Linked DNA regions of Mus musculus: region 1 is linked to region 2. Evidence: chromatin loops called from intact Hi-C (ENCODE). Cell type or tissue: heart. All regions are shown on one strand. Links, peaks and the distances in the headings refer to the core of each region. The heading gives the core; the rest is flanking DNA.

Region 1 (6,159 bases), core at 329-5,328, 140 kb after region 2:
GAGAGTTTTACAGAGACAGGTTGCAGAGAGAGAACAAGCTAGACACAGGTGAACACAGAACACGTTAGAGAATGAGAAGGAGCCAGCTAAGAACATACTGCCAAAGTTAGTCTGAGGCCAGGCAGGGCATTCAGTTAGAGGCCTAGAGAAAGGCCAGATGGAAGCAGTCGGTTTGGAGAGGAGTTTTGAGCCAGAACAGTTAAGTTGAACCAGCCAGCTAAAGCTCAGAAAGAGCTAGAAAGCAGTAAGTCTCAGAGACTAAACCTTCTAGGCCTCGATAAGATTGTACATAGGCTAGAACCTTCCAAGACTAGGCCTAGACTAGCAGATGAAGCCAACAATGACGTGAGGGGAGCAAAAGCTACTTTTACATACATACACCATACCAAAAAGGGGGAAAAAAAGTGACTGTGTCATCATATTCAGTTAATTCCAACCACATCGTAAATCACTAAGCCCAGTATGCTCAAGACATAGAAAACACTGTTTTCTGTAACTCAGAAGACAGAGGCTCTCGGGGGCTGGGGGTGGGGGAGTCCAAAGAGTAACTAGAATATATAAAGCTTCTGCTGAGCATTTGGAGAAGTAAGGTTTAAAGAAATTGTAAGTGGTGACACAAAAGGCTTCCTAGGAGGGAAGAGAAGGACGGCGGTGGGAGGGTGATTTCATAATTTAAGTACTTAAGATGAGACCCCACATGATGAAGAGACACTGAATGGAAGGGAAGAGACCCTCCCTCCGGGACAGGCAATAGCAAGCCTTGGCAAATACTCCTCTCCCCCATAAGAATGCAAAAGAACTTTACATCGTCTTTCTGGTAACAGGTTGCTAACCACAGAGAGGCTCCTACTTGTGTGTGGTTGATGTGTGTCCCTAACTATGTCCTGGTGTTCAGCACTCGGTGAGACTTAGGATTTCTATACCAAGCATAACCAAGATTCACCAGGGTATCGTTTTCAGCCTTTAATCAGCACTGCGATTCAAAACTTGCAGTAGAGTATCTTCTGAATCTTCTATCCTAAAATGTGTATGCTCACACACGCACAAAACTGGCTTTTTAACATGACAGAGGTTAAACAACATTCTCCATGAACGACAGTGAATACAGATGAAGGGCATAAGATGAACCAGACTGGAATCTGAACGCCGTGGAAGGAAAGAAATTAGCACCCAGAGAACACTCTGAAAGAGTAGCCAAAGGACCAAGACTTAAATGTCTTTAAACTATGAGAAAGGAAATGAGATCTGTGCAACTGGCAAGCAAAACAGAGCCCCAGCAGGGACACACACCTTTTTTTTTTTTTAAAGCATCTGTATGCTTGAAAACACACCGGAGTGATTCAGGAGCCTCATTTTTGATTTTGGAGAATCTGACCAACTGGGGCACTGACAGGACTACACTGACTGTGGTCTGCACTAGTGATGTGGTGGGTGCTAACCGTAATAGCAAACAATCGGCTGCACACTTAATCCTCGAAAGGTTAATTGAGAAGGAACCCAGATTATTTGCCCAGTGTCACAGGGCTAGGCACTTGGTGCCAGGGTCCCGAACCAGGGACTTTGACTGCAGAGTCCTGCTTAGACTTCTCACTGTGATATTCTTAATTCTTTAGTTTCTTGTGAACCCAAAGGGTCAGAGAAAGCAGGGCGATTAAGATGAGGGTATAAGCCTACAAATAAAGCAATCTAATCCCCTCATATTCTGGGTAGATTCTGTTGAGATTACAACTTTATTTAAAACGCACAGATCAAGTAGTACGTGCACAATAAATGCTTGTTTTCTTCTCTTGGTAAAGACAAAAGGAGGTCTAAGATGTTAACGACTTCTCCCAGTGTTTCTCACAATACTATTTATTATACAGTCTCTCCCTGTATGAAATACTTAAACTCTGACAGGTGATTACTTGGGTGTGCAAAAGGAAAGATGCAGCCATGTTTTCTTGAAGTTCAAAACAAGTGGCTGTACCCACTCAGCTGGTGCCCAGAGGAGTTGGAAAAAATAATAGGGCCTGGGATCAACAAATGACACACAAAGCCCCTGACCCCGCTTTTTCAGGGTTCTACAAGTCGGCTTCCCGGCTCGGTCTTGCGCTATCTTCTGCCCCTGGCTTCCTCCTCAAGACCGCAGAACCCCTGAAAGTACACTTCCGCCCAGCGGCCGGGGACCTACGACACTCTACACAGCCGCCTTTAGAGGCTGTCCGTGCCACTCACCCGGGCGCTCTCGGGCAGGTTGTAGCGGCACAGCGTGTGGTCGAGATCGAAGCCGACCACGTCGCAGGCGCCCAGGGAGAAGTGCTGAGCCATGGCAGGGCAGCGGCGGGTAACGCAGACCGGAAGGCCGGTAGAGCATGCGAGAAGTTGCCGGGACTCTACAAGCGTAACTCGCAGGCAGGACGCGGAGCGGGGCGGGGCTTGACGGGGCGGGGCTTGACGGGGCGGAGCTTGGCGGGGCGGAGGCTTATATAAGACAGACGGGCGGGGCGTGGTCTGGTCGGGAGGAGCTAGTCAAGTAGGGCGGGTTCTGAGCACACTCCCGCGTCTCCAAGTCAGTGGCCTGTCTGCCTCCTGGATCGCCCCAGTTTTGCTGGCTGGTTCAGGCCAGTTCCACGGCTTGCTTCCAGCTAGTACAGTGCAGCAGGAGCTAAAATGCTCAACTAGGACCCTGCTAGCCAATGTCCTTAATGTAGCTTAAGGTTTCACAGAATTAGTGGGAATTCTCGTTCATTTTTCAGGCGCCACACTACTAAATGATACCAGTGAAACCTCATCCCTTGAGGCTTGAGTGTGGGAGCAGTGTGTGAGAAAATTATGAGCACAAATAACTGTTGGACCCTGTGATGGTTTGTATATTCTTGGACTAGGGAGTGACACCATTTGGAGGTGTGGCCTTGTTGGAATAGGTGTGACCAGGTTGGAATAGGTGTGTCACTGTGGGCGTGGGCATAAGATCCTCACCCTAGTTGCCTGGAAGTCAGTCTTCCACTAGCAGCCTTTGGATGAAGACATAGAACGCTCAGCTCTGCCTGCACCATGCCTGCCTGGATGCTGCCATGCTCCCACCTTGATGATAATGGACTGAACCTCTGTACCTGTAAGCCAGCCCCAATTAAATGTTGTTTTTTATAAGACTTGCCTTGGTCATGGTGTCTGTTCACAGCAGTAAAACTCTGACTAATACAGACCCCTTTAGCATACAGTTTGGTAAGTGGACTTTGAAAGTTGAATCAACAGCTTTATTACTCTATAGTTTGGTAATAAGACATGAAAGACATTCCTGGCATCATTTCAGCCATTGGAATGCATTAAAAAATATATTACGTATTATGGAAGACCACCTTACCAAAAACACCAAGGCTGGTTGTATTAGTCAGGGTTCTCTAAAGACACAGAACTTATGGAATGAGTTCTCTATATATTAAAGGAATGTATTGTGATGACTTATAGTCTGTAGTTCAACTCACCGAGCATTGGTCAACTGTTAATAGGAATTCGAAGAGTTTGGTAGTTGCTCCGTCCCGTGAGGCTAGTTGTTTGAACTGGTCTTCTGTAGAAGTAGGTCTTGTGAGACTAGGCTGGGGCCTAGCAAACACAGAAGTGGATGCTCACAGTCAGCTATTGGATGGATCACAAAGCCCCCAATGGAGGAGCTAGAGAACATATCCAAGGAGCTAAAGGGATCTACAACCCTATAGGTGGAACAACAATATGAACTAACCAGTACCCCGGAGCTCTTGACTCTAGCTGCATATGTATCAAAAGATGGCCTAGTCGGCCATCACTGGAAAGAGAGGCCTATTGGACACGCAAACTTTATATGCCCCAGTACAGGGGAATGCCAGGGCCCAAAAATGGGAATGGGTGGGTAGGGAAGTGTGTGTGTGTGGGGGGTATGGGGGATAGCATTCTAAATGTAATTGAGGAAAATACGTAGTAATAAAAAATATTAATAAAAAAGAAAAAGAAAAAGAGTGAATCTTCCTTCTTCCAATGTCCCTGGGTAGGCTTCTATGAGAAAGTGTGGCTCAGATTAAAGGTGCATACCACCATGCCTGGATCTAGGACTTGCTTTGTCCCAGGCTGACCTTGAATCCAGATATCACCTTGCCTCAGTCTCCTGGGATTAAAGGCCTGTACTACCTTGCCTGAGCCTAAGCTTTTCACGGTCATCATGTCTCAAGATCTCCATGACAAGAGCCAGATCAGAAACTTGTGTCTTCCAGCCTCAAAATCTGGATCACAGGTGAGCCCTCCAGTTCTGGATTGTAGTTCATTTCGGATATAGTCAAGCTAACAACCAGGAAATAGCCCATTACACTGGTGGTTATTTGATTATCCTGCTTTTAATTGAGTTTTTCTATGAAGACATCAAAAATGTCATTGATGAATGGAATTCATCAAAAAAAAAAAAAAAGTTTTGTACCCAGAACTTTTGTGAGCAGGCAGTACAGAGTGGTAGGAGTGATGATTTGCCTGATTCAGGATTACACTATTTTAGATTCAGAAAACTCAATACAGTTGGGACAAAGGATGTCAGAACCATTTAACTTTCAGCCTCTGCATGTGAAAAAACAAGTATATTAAGTCTTTTTTTGTCTCATACTTCTCCATTTAAATGAGAAAATACAAATCTTCATACTGTTACTCTAAATTAAAAAAAAAACTTTTCTCTAGTGAGAAAGAGCAATTGAAATGGCATAATGATATAAATAGTTGAGAATTTCACTTAACCCTTACAGATACTAACTCTTAGAAGGTAAATAGACCAAATTAGTTCTGTTAATTATAGTTCAATGGATAGTGCAATTAGTTAGGGTGCTTGCTTATAATACCTAATGGACTCATTTGAAATCACATTGACAACTTTTCTGTTATAATGAGCCTCAAACAAATCTGGAATAGGAACAGGAGAAAGTCCTCTAGAAAATTGAGCGTGTCAGTAATCAGAGATTAAAGACCACTGAGATCCTCCATTCTTTACTGTCTGTGAAGAGAAAAGGCAGGCTTTTTTGTAGCTCACACTGATGTAGGAAACTGGGGTCCATGAGTGTAAAAGTAGGGTCCTTGAAGAGGTCAGGGCATCCTAGCTTCAGAAGGGCTTGAACTCAAGAATTATGGTGTCACAAAGTCACAGGTAAACAAAACTTTCACAGAATTAGTAGCTCTGGGTTCTTGACTCTCAAATTCAGAGAAAGAAGATAGGAGGGTGAGTTGAGAAAGGAGTTTTAGTCCAGAAATGTAGATGGGAGCTTAAAATAGAAGAAGAAAGAGAAGAAGGAGGAGGAGGAGGACGAGGAGGAGAAGGAGAAGGAGAAGGAGAAGGAGGAGAAGGAGAAGGAAGAAGAAGAAGAAGAAGAAGAAGAAGAAGAAGAAGAAGAAGAAGAAGAAGAAGAAGAAGAAGAAGAAGAAGAAGAAGAAGAAGGTGGCAGAGTCCCTGTGTAACTGGAGCAAGTCCCAGGATGGAGAATCAACAAGGGAATTCCTACAGTTCTGATGGCAGAAGCTGGATCTGGCCTGGGAAGGCCATTGCTTGGTCCATTTGCCTCGCCCCCTTGACCTATCCAGGAACTGCTCAGTTCTAGCTACACCATCATTTACAGTGTCCAGGCAGTGGTGCTCATCCACATAGTACAGAGACGAGACAGAAAAGGAACCAGAGGTCCCTTGTGCATTCCTAGCCTCTGTGTGAAGAGAATCAAAGACATTTTTACACCTGGCTAGGGACAAAAGTCTTTTGAAGTCCTTGCTTGACTAGCTTTTGTCCCTTGTTCTTATCAACGAACATTCCCTTATTAGTTTTAGTGGAAGCACTGACCTCCATAATGCTTTTGTGAATCTAAAGTAAAAGGCCTTCCAAATCTGACTTCCATTTTAGTTTAAACTTGAAGGTCACAGGTCTCCCTAGAAGAGACTATGTGTGTGTGAGTCTCTCTCTCTCTCTCTCTCTCTCTCTCTCTCTCTCTCTCTCTCTGTGTGTGTGTGTGTGTGTGTGTGTGTGTGTGAGTGATGGGGGGTATTTGTGTTAATAGACACTTTAAGGATTCTCTTACTGTGGTCAGTAATCATAGACAGGAGTATTAGAAGGTTTGTTTCTTGATTATGTAGCAGAAACTTCCCTTTACAAACCTCTCTGGGTGTTTTGAACCAGGGCTAAAAAGT
Region 2 (6,159 bases), core at 348-5,347:
AACAGAAACTCTTAACTCTGACAAGGGTAGAATCTATTCTTTCACTCAATGCAGACAACACTGCTTAGGAATCCTTTGGGTGCGATCATTCAAGATACAGATCCTGGAAAAAATGTCAATAAAAAAAGGCAGCAGTCACTTTTAGGTTTCCATATGTTGATAAAGATTTCAAGATGTCAGAAAAGCAAAATGGTATATGGCAGGAAGAATTCTGAAGTCAGGCAAACAGGACGATATCTATGCTTCACTACAGATTAGTTAATATAACTTTACAGAGGTATCTTGATCTTCACAATAAAGTGAATTTACTTCTATGTCATGGGCACATTTAGCACAACACATGTTATCTGGCAAAAGTTCAATGTTTATGAACTGTTCCACTGATAATTGAAGGACCGAATAGTCTCTTTCGAAATCAGCCTTTACATTTTCAAAATAGACATGCATAGAATGTTACAGTATAATCTTAGAGCCAAATATTTCACAAGGCAAAGTTTCGTCTGAAGGATGAAGAATTATGACAACTAGGACATTAAATTAAACATCAAAACATTAGCTTTTCACATTGAATTAATTTTTACTTGAAAAATGAGTGACCTTGATGAACTTTCCTTTAAGACAAGTGGGCTCATTGTATTTATTTATGTATTCATTCATTCATTCATTCATTCATCCATCCATTCATTTATTGTGGTTTTAATCATGAAGGTCTGGTTGTTCTATAAAGGGTCTTTGACTCTGAGTCTGTACTCATATATTTGAAAGCATTTTTGTAAGATTATAAACAAGGTCTGGGGTTTTAATGATTTGTGACTAACACAAATTCATGGGAAAAATCTTTAAAGGACTTTGACTACAGATCTATGCCCCACACTTAGAAAATACCCAGAAATATTTTGCCTTGTATGAAATTTCTGAGCATTATAAGTTTGAAATGTTTCAGATACAAAAGCCAGATTATGAAGTGGCTAAATTCAGGTATTATACTAGCTAAATTTCTATGGTTCATAATGACACTAAAACACCTATATAACATACAAATATCTTTTATATTATCTTACATTATTACTTTACAAAAATATTGTGGGCATTTGTCAATAGTAATGTATTTTTCTGACTTTTTAAATAATTTAATTTTCAAATTTTGCAAGTAAGACTTGTAGTACCTGCTGCATTTTATTTTGTTCTTTTCTCCAGAGGGTGATGGCTTAGTCAGTTTTGGTTTTATGGTGAAGGAGCAAAACATCTGGATCATCTATTTGATAAGGCAGTAAGTGCTTCTAATGTTACTATTTCTTCTCAATTTACTTATATATTACATGTATAATTATATATTAATATTATATTATATATAATTATATATTTATATTATATATAATATATACATATAATTATATTATACATATTTATATATTTATATTATACATTATTATATAATATATATTTATATTCTTTTATATTCTTTTAATAACGTGAGCTAAAGAATGGATTCTATTGCTTTTTTTCTGCATAAAGCATTTAAAAGTGGTGTCTCTGAGATCTCTTTGTAGGCCATTTTAGTTCCAGCATTCCTTCTATCTCCTACCATGATGCTGTGTCTAGAAAAATGTCCAACTGAACTGTCTCACAAGGGATGTTGTGTGGTCTTCAGTTTAGCAGTCATTTCTCATATATTACCATTCAGCACATTAAATGAGTGAATGTGACTGATATAGTAGCCACATGGACATGGAAATTCCATTAGACAAGTGTAGAGTGCACAGTGCAGTAGCTGGGCTACTGTGCAAACATGCTTCCTATGTCCCCAGGCTTCACCTCTTTCTCAAGCTGGTCAACTGTGGACAGCTTTTGGGACCGCTTGGCAGGAATCTGACATTGGGCCATGACAAGGAAGTAAGTTCAGGCTAGAATCTAATTTTAGGCTAGAACAAAGAAGTAGGCTTCAGGCAAGAATGGGAATTTGGCCTAGGACCCAGAAGTAGGCTCAGATATCTTCTTCATCCTGATAAGCCCTTAGAAACAGGACTTTGTTTATTGCTTTGCTTGTTCCTTGACTATTTGTACTTATTGTCTTGCTTGTTCCTTCACCTAGATCTGACTTATTACTTACATGTAATTAAAATGATATAAAAGCAGATTTGGAAAAAAATAAACCTGCCTCAGCCTCAGAACTGGCTGGGTCATGCTACAGTGTTGTCTAATTGTCTTTTTTCTTTTTAATCTTCTCTGCTGCCCTGGAGAACCTGTTGACTGATTGAGCTGGCTTGGTCAGTCAGTCCTTATCCAAAGCAGGAACCAAGTCAAGCTCATTTCCTCCATAACACATACATTCAATATCCTTATCTGAATGAATGCATTAATGCTCTACCTGAAATCATTAAGTTAGTGCACAAAAACTTAATTAAAATACATGTAAGCTTCAGCATAGAATGTAAATAATATTACTATGTTCTGCTAATTGAAAGCTTACAATGCTACCTACTTTATATATCATTTTATACTTTATACATCTTGTGTCATCTTCATATTAGAGTTCTAAAATATAAATGATAGTTTCCATTTTAAGTATTAACAATTATTTGAAATTGTGGGGCAGTGGTGGCACATGCCTTTAATCCCAGCACTCTGGAGGCGTAAGCACCAGATAGAGTTCCAGGACAGCCAAGGCTACACATAGAAACCGTCTTGAAAAACAAAGACAAAAATCAAAACAAATCAAATTAATTCATTGATTGGTTGTGTGTGTGTGTTTGTGTGCCATGGGGGATCCTTGTGGTGAACAAAGGAAAACTTGCAGGAGTCATTTTTTCTTTCTTCCCCATTGGTCCGGTCTTGGGGATTAAACTTATCTTTAGGCTACGCAGCAAGCACCTTTGCCTGCCTAGAGGGGTGACTTGTCCAGGTCAAACAAACCAAAGCTAGAACTTGAATCAAGTTGAAGACAAATGGGGACCTTGTCAGACTAAACAAAACCAAGTGGACACTTCTATATGATAGTTAGTGGAAAATAATAATAAAATGAATCATGTCTAAGATGCATCGTCTAACATTCATAGTTTAGTCTCAGTAAAAGACTGTGGCTCAATTTCATTTACAAGAATCCATTCTGTCATAGGTGTAGCATCATTTTCTAAAGGAGAAGTCGCTCCCTCTAGTGACAGTCGTTGGAAATAACACGCCTAGCAAGAATTTAACCGTGGAAATTCCTTTCTCTGTGTGGAAGAAACAGTGCAAGGGAGAGAGGAGGAGACATTATTTACCAGAACTTCACCAAAATTGGATTACAGTTTCAGAAGACCTGACATAGGCATCTGTGTCACTCTCCATCCGCAGTTACTTTTATGAGATGTGTAATTTTCTAACCACGCCATTCTTATTGGTGCGTTTACCACTGTGATAAATGCCACGTCATATAGTTCTTATAATAACCTAAGTCGGTGACCCCTTTGCTATACTAAAATCGCCACCACTACAGTAAGCTTTATAGTAAAATTGTTAAATTTTCTATTTATGTGTGTAGATGGGTTATATTGTCTATGAACTTTATCGAAAAACGTTAAATGGTGTTTTGGAAATATTTGTTATACAGAAGGTGACATTTTTCTGGTAAATTTGAATTTGAGGACCACGAATAACTACCTTCTTTTTCTCAAAACAGAAAGGAAATGAATGTGTTCTTAAATATTAATCTATTTATGGATGCGGAAAGGAGGTGGGAGAAAATATGTATCAACTTGATATAGACTATGCATTTATGCCTATGTCCTAAAGTGACGTCACATCCCGTTCAGAGAACCCGGGAATCAAATGTCCAGGGCTCAAATCATCGCTCTGTCATTTTCTATGTTATTCTGGTAAGAGACCCAGTCTCTCCTTGTCTCAATAAAATGGATATCTTAATACATCAGAGGATTGTTATGCAAACTATTCGATGCCACGGTGCAAGACACACCAGTAAAAACAATCATTAATGATGACCACAAAATCTTTTCCAAAAAGAATAATTCCCAAAGCAAACCCACAGATCTTTGTTCCCCAGTAACGTCAGAGCTTAGAATAGAACTGAGTTTTTATTATTATTTTGAGCCAACGTGTATGCAGCCCAGGTTAGCCTCCAAGTCAACGATCCTCCTCAGCACCAGAGCACTGAGGCGACAGACAAGGGCCATCACACCAAGCTAGACTTCATTATTTTTTTCAGTTCTGTGGTGGTGGTGGTGGTGGTGGTGGTGGTGGTGGTGGTGGTGGGGAACCGTGGCATTCACCTTGGTTAATACAAACATTTGGCTCCTAGCTTTGTCTAATACCAGGAGGTGTTTTTACCGTTCCACATAAGTGGAAAGGGGATGAACTTGTTTGCAGACACAGACACACACACGGCTGCAGCCCGGATGCGGGCGAAGGGTCCAGAAGCCAGGTCCAGAAGCCCCGCCACTGTCTTCAGTCTCCTAGGATGATTGACATCCCTTTACGGAAACAAACGTGACAACCGCTATCCGCTACATTTACAGAAGCCAAACAAATACGGAAGTCACGAGCTGAAGAACCAATCAGGTGCGCTGCAGGTTCTCGCGAGACTTGCGGGCTGTGGCTCTGGCGTCACTGCGCTGGAGAGAGCGAGGGGCGGAGCTGGGGTTGCGGGGGACCGTGAGGGTTGTTGTTTGTAGGCGGAGGTCTGCGCGACTAGACCCGACATGAGCAGCCCGGAGCGGGACGAGGGGACCCCTGTCCCCGACAGCCGCGGCCACTGCGATGCTGACACTGTCTCGGGGACCCCAGACCGGCGACCGCTGCTCGGCGAGGAGAAGGCGGTGACAGGTGAGGGCCGCGCAGGGATCGTGGGGAGCCCCGCGCCCCGAGATGTCGAGGGCCTTGTCCCCCAGATTCGGGTGGCCGCAGCTAGGCAGGGAGAGTCACCTCCTTCCGTTCGGGGCCCCGCGGCAGCGGTGTTCGTGACACCGAAATATGTGGAGAAGGCCCAAGAAACTCGGGGAGCGGAGTCCCAGGCCCGTGACGTGAAGACGGAACCGGGCACCGTCGCGGCTGCAGCGGAAAAGTCAGAAGTGGCCACGCCAGGGAGCGAGGAGGTGATGGAGGTGGAGCAGAAGCCCGCGGGCGAAGAAATGGAGATGCTGGAGGCGAGTGGAGGAGTGAGGGAGGCGCCGGAGGAGGCAGGGCCCTGGCACCTGGGCATAGATCTTCGCAGGAACCCGCTGGAGGCCATCCAGCTGGAACTGGACACTGTGAATGCTCAGGCCGACAGGGCCTTCCAACATCTGGAGCAGAAGTTTGGGCGAATGCGACGACACTACCTGGAACGGAGGAACTACATCATTCAGAATATCCCAGGCTTCTGGATGACTGCCTTCCGGAACCACCCTCAGTTGTCCGCCATGATTAGGGGTCGGGATGCAGAGATGTTAAGGTACGTAACCAGTCTGGAGGTGAAGGAACTGAGACACCCTAAGACTGGCTGCAAATTCAAGTTCTTTTTTCGAAGAAACCCCTACTTCAGAAACAAGCTGATTGTCAAGGAATATGAAGTGAGATCATCTGGTCGAGTGGTGTCTCTTTCCACTCCAATCATTTGGCGGAGAGGGCATGAGCCCCAGTCCTTCATTCGCAGAAACCAAGATCTCATTTGCAGCTTCTTCACCTGGTTCTCGGACCACAGCCTTCCAGAATCTGACAGAATCGCTGAGATTATCAAAGAGGATCTGTGGCCAAACCCACTGCAATACTACCTGTGTCGTGAAGGAATCCGTAGACCCCGACGTCGCCCAATAAGGGAGCCAGTGGAGATTCCCAGGCCTTTTGGCTTCCAGTCAGGTTAATCTTTGCATTTGAAAATGCGGCCGGAACTGGTCCCTTCTCACCTGTGCTTGAGCAAATGCAACGGGTATGCAGTGTTTTGATTTCTTTCCTCCTGACTTTTCTGCATCTTCTATCTGGATAGTCTCCACCTCGAGATTAAGACTGGACATGCTTCTGCTTTCCCATGGCCTTCATGCTGTTCTGAATTAGTATCTGCTGGTTCACGGCCCTGGCTTATACCCTTTCTAAGCTCAACAATGAAACTGTATGTTACACTGCCTTTACACTGTTTGGACCCTATTGTTTTCAGTCTTACCTGTTTACTGCCACCTAGATGTCTTGCTT

The links. A loop is a pair of places that touch in the nucleus more often than their neighbours do. Peaks named below come from ENCODE experiments on the same cell type or tissue, not always from the same donor. Only the 100,000 strongest peaks of a DNase experiment are listed, where the experiment ranks them.
Region 1: a loop joins it to region 2, with 4 times the contacts of the local background. A loop is called at or near these places in 3 of 42 quality-filtered maps.

Annotation. Positions count from the first base shown.
Region 1 is chr10:34,416,147-34,422,305 of GRCm38, forward strand. Nt5dc1 (5'-nucleotidase domain containing 1) reads right to left here and starts at 2,405. Exons shown (of 12, transcript NM_176968.5): 1 at 2,215-2,405. The coding sequence starts at 2,307. In heart, for the core only: no CTCF peak of the experiment used is centred there; a DNase peak (open chromatin) is centred at 2,435; H3K4me3 peaks cover 1,625 bases; H3K27ac peaks cover 1,293 bases.
Region 2 is chr10:34,277,587-34,283,745 of GRCm38, forward strand. Tspyl1 (testis-specific protein, Y-encoded-like 1) reads left to right here and starts at 4,604. Exons shown (of 1, transcript NM_009433.3): 1 at 4,604-6,159. The coding sequence starts at 4,695. The coding sequence ends at 5,834. The region is part of intron 1 of Gm26564 (a long non-coding RNA gene); the gene reads right to left. In heart, for the core only: a CTCF peak has its summit at 3,167 (motif pointing left); DNase peaks (open chromatin) are centred at 3,185, 4,585 and 5,175; H3K4me3 peaks cover 2,233 bases; H3K27ac peaks cover 1,530 bases.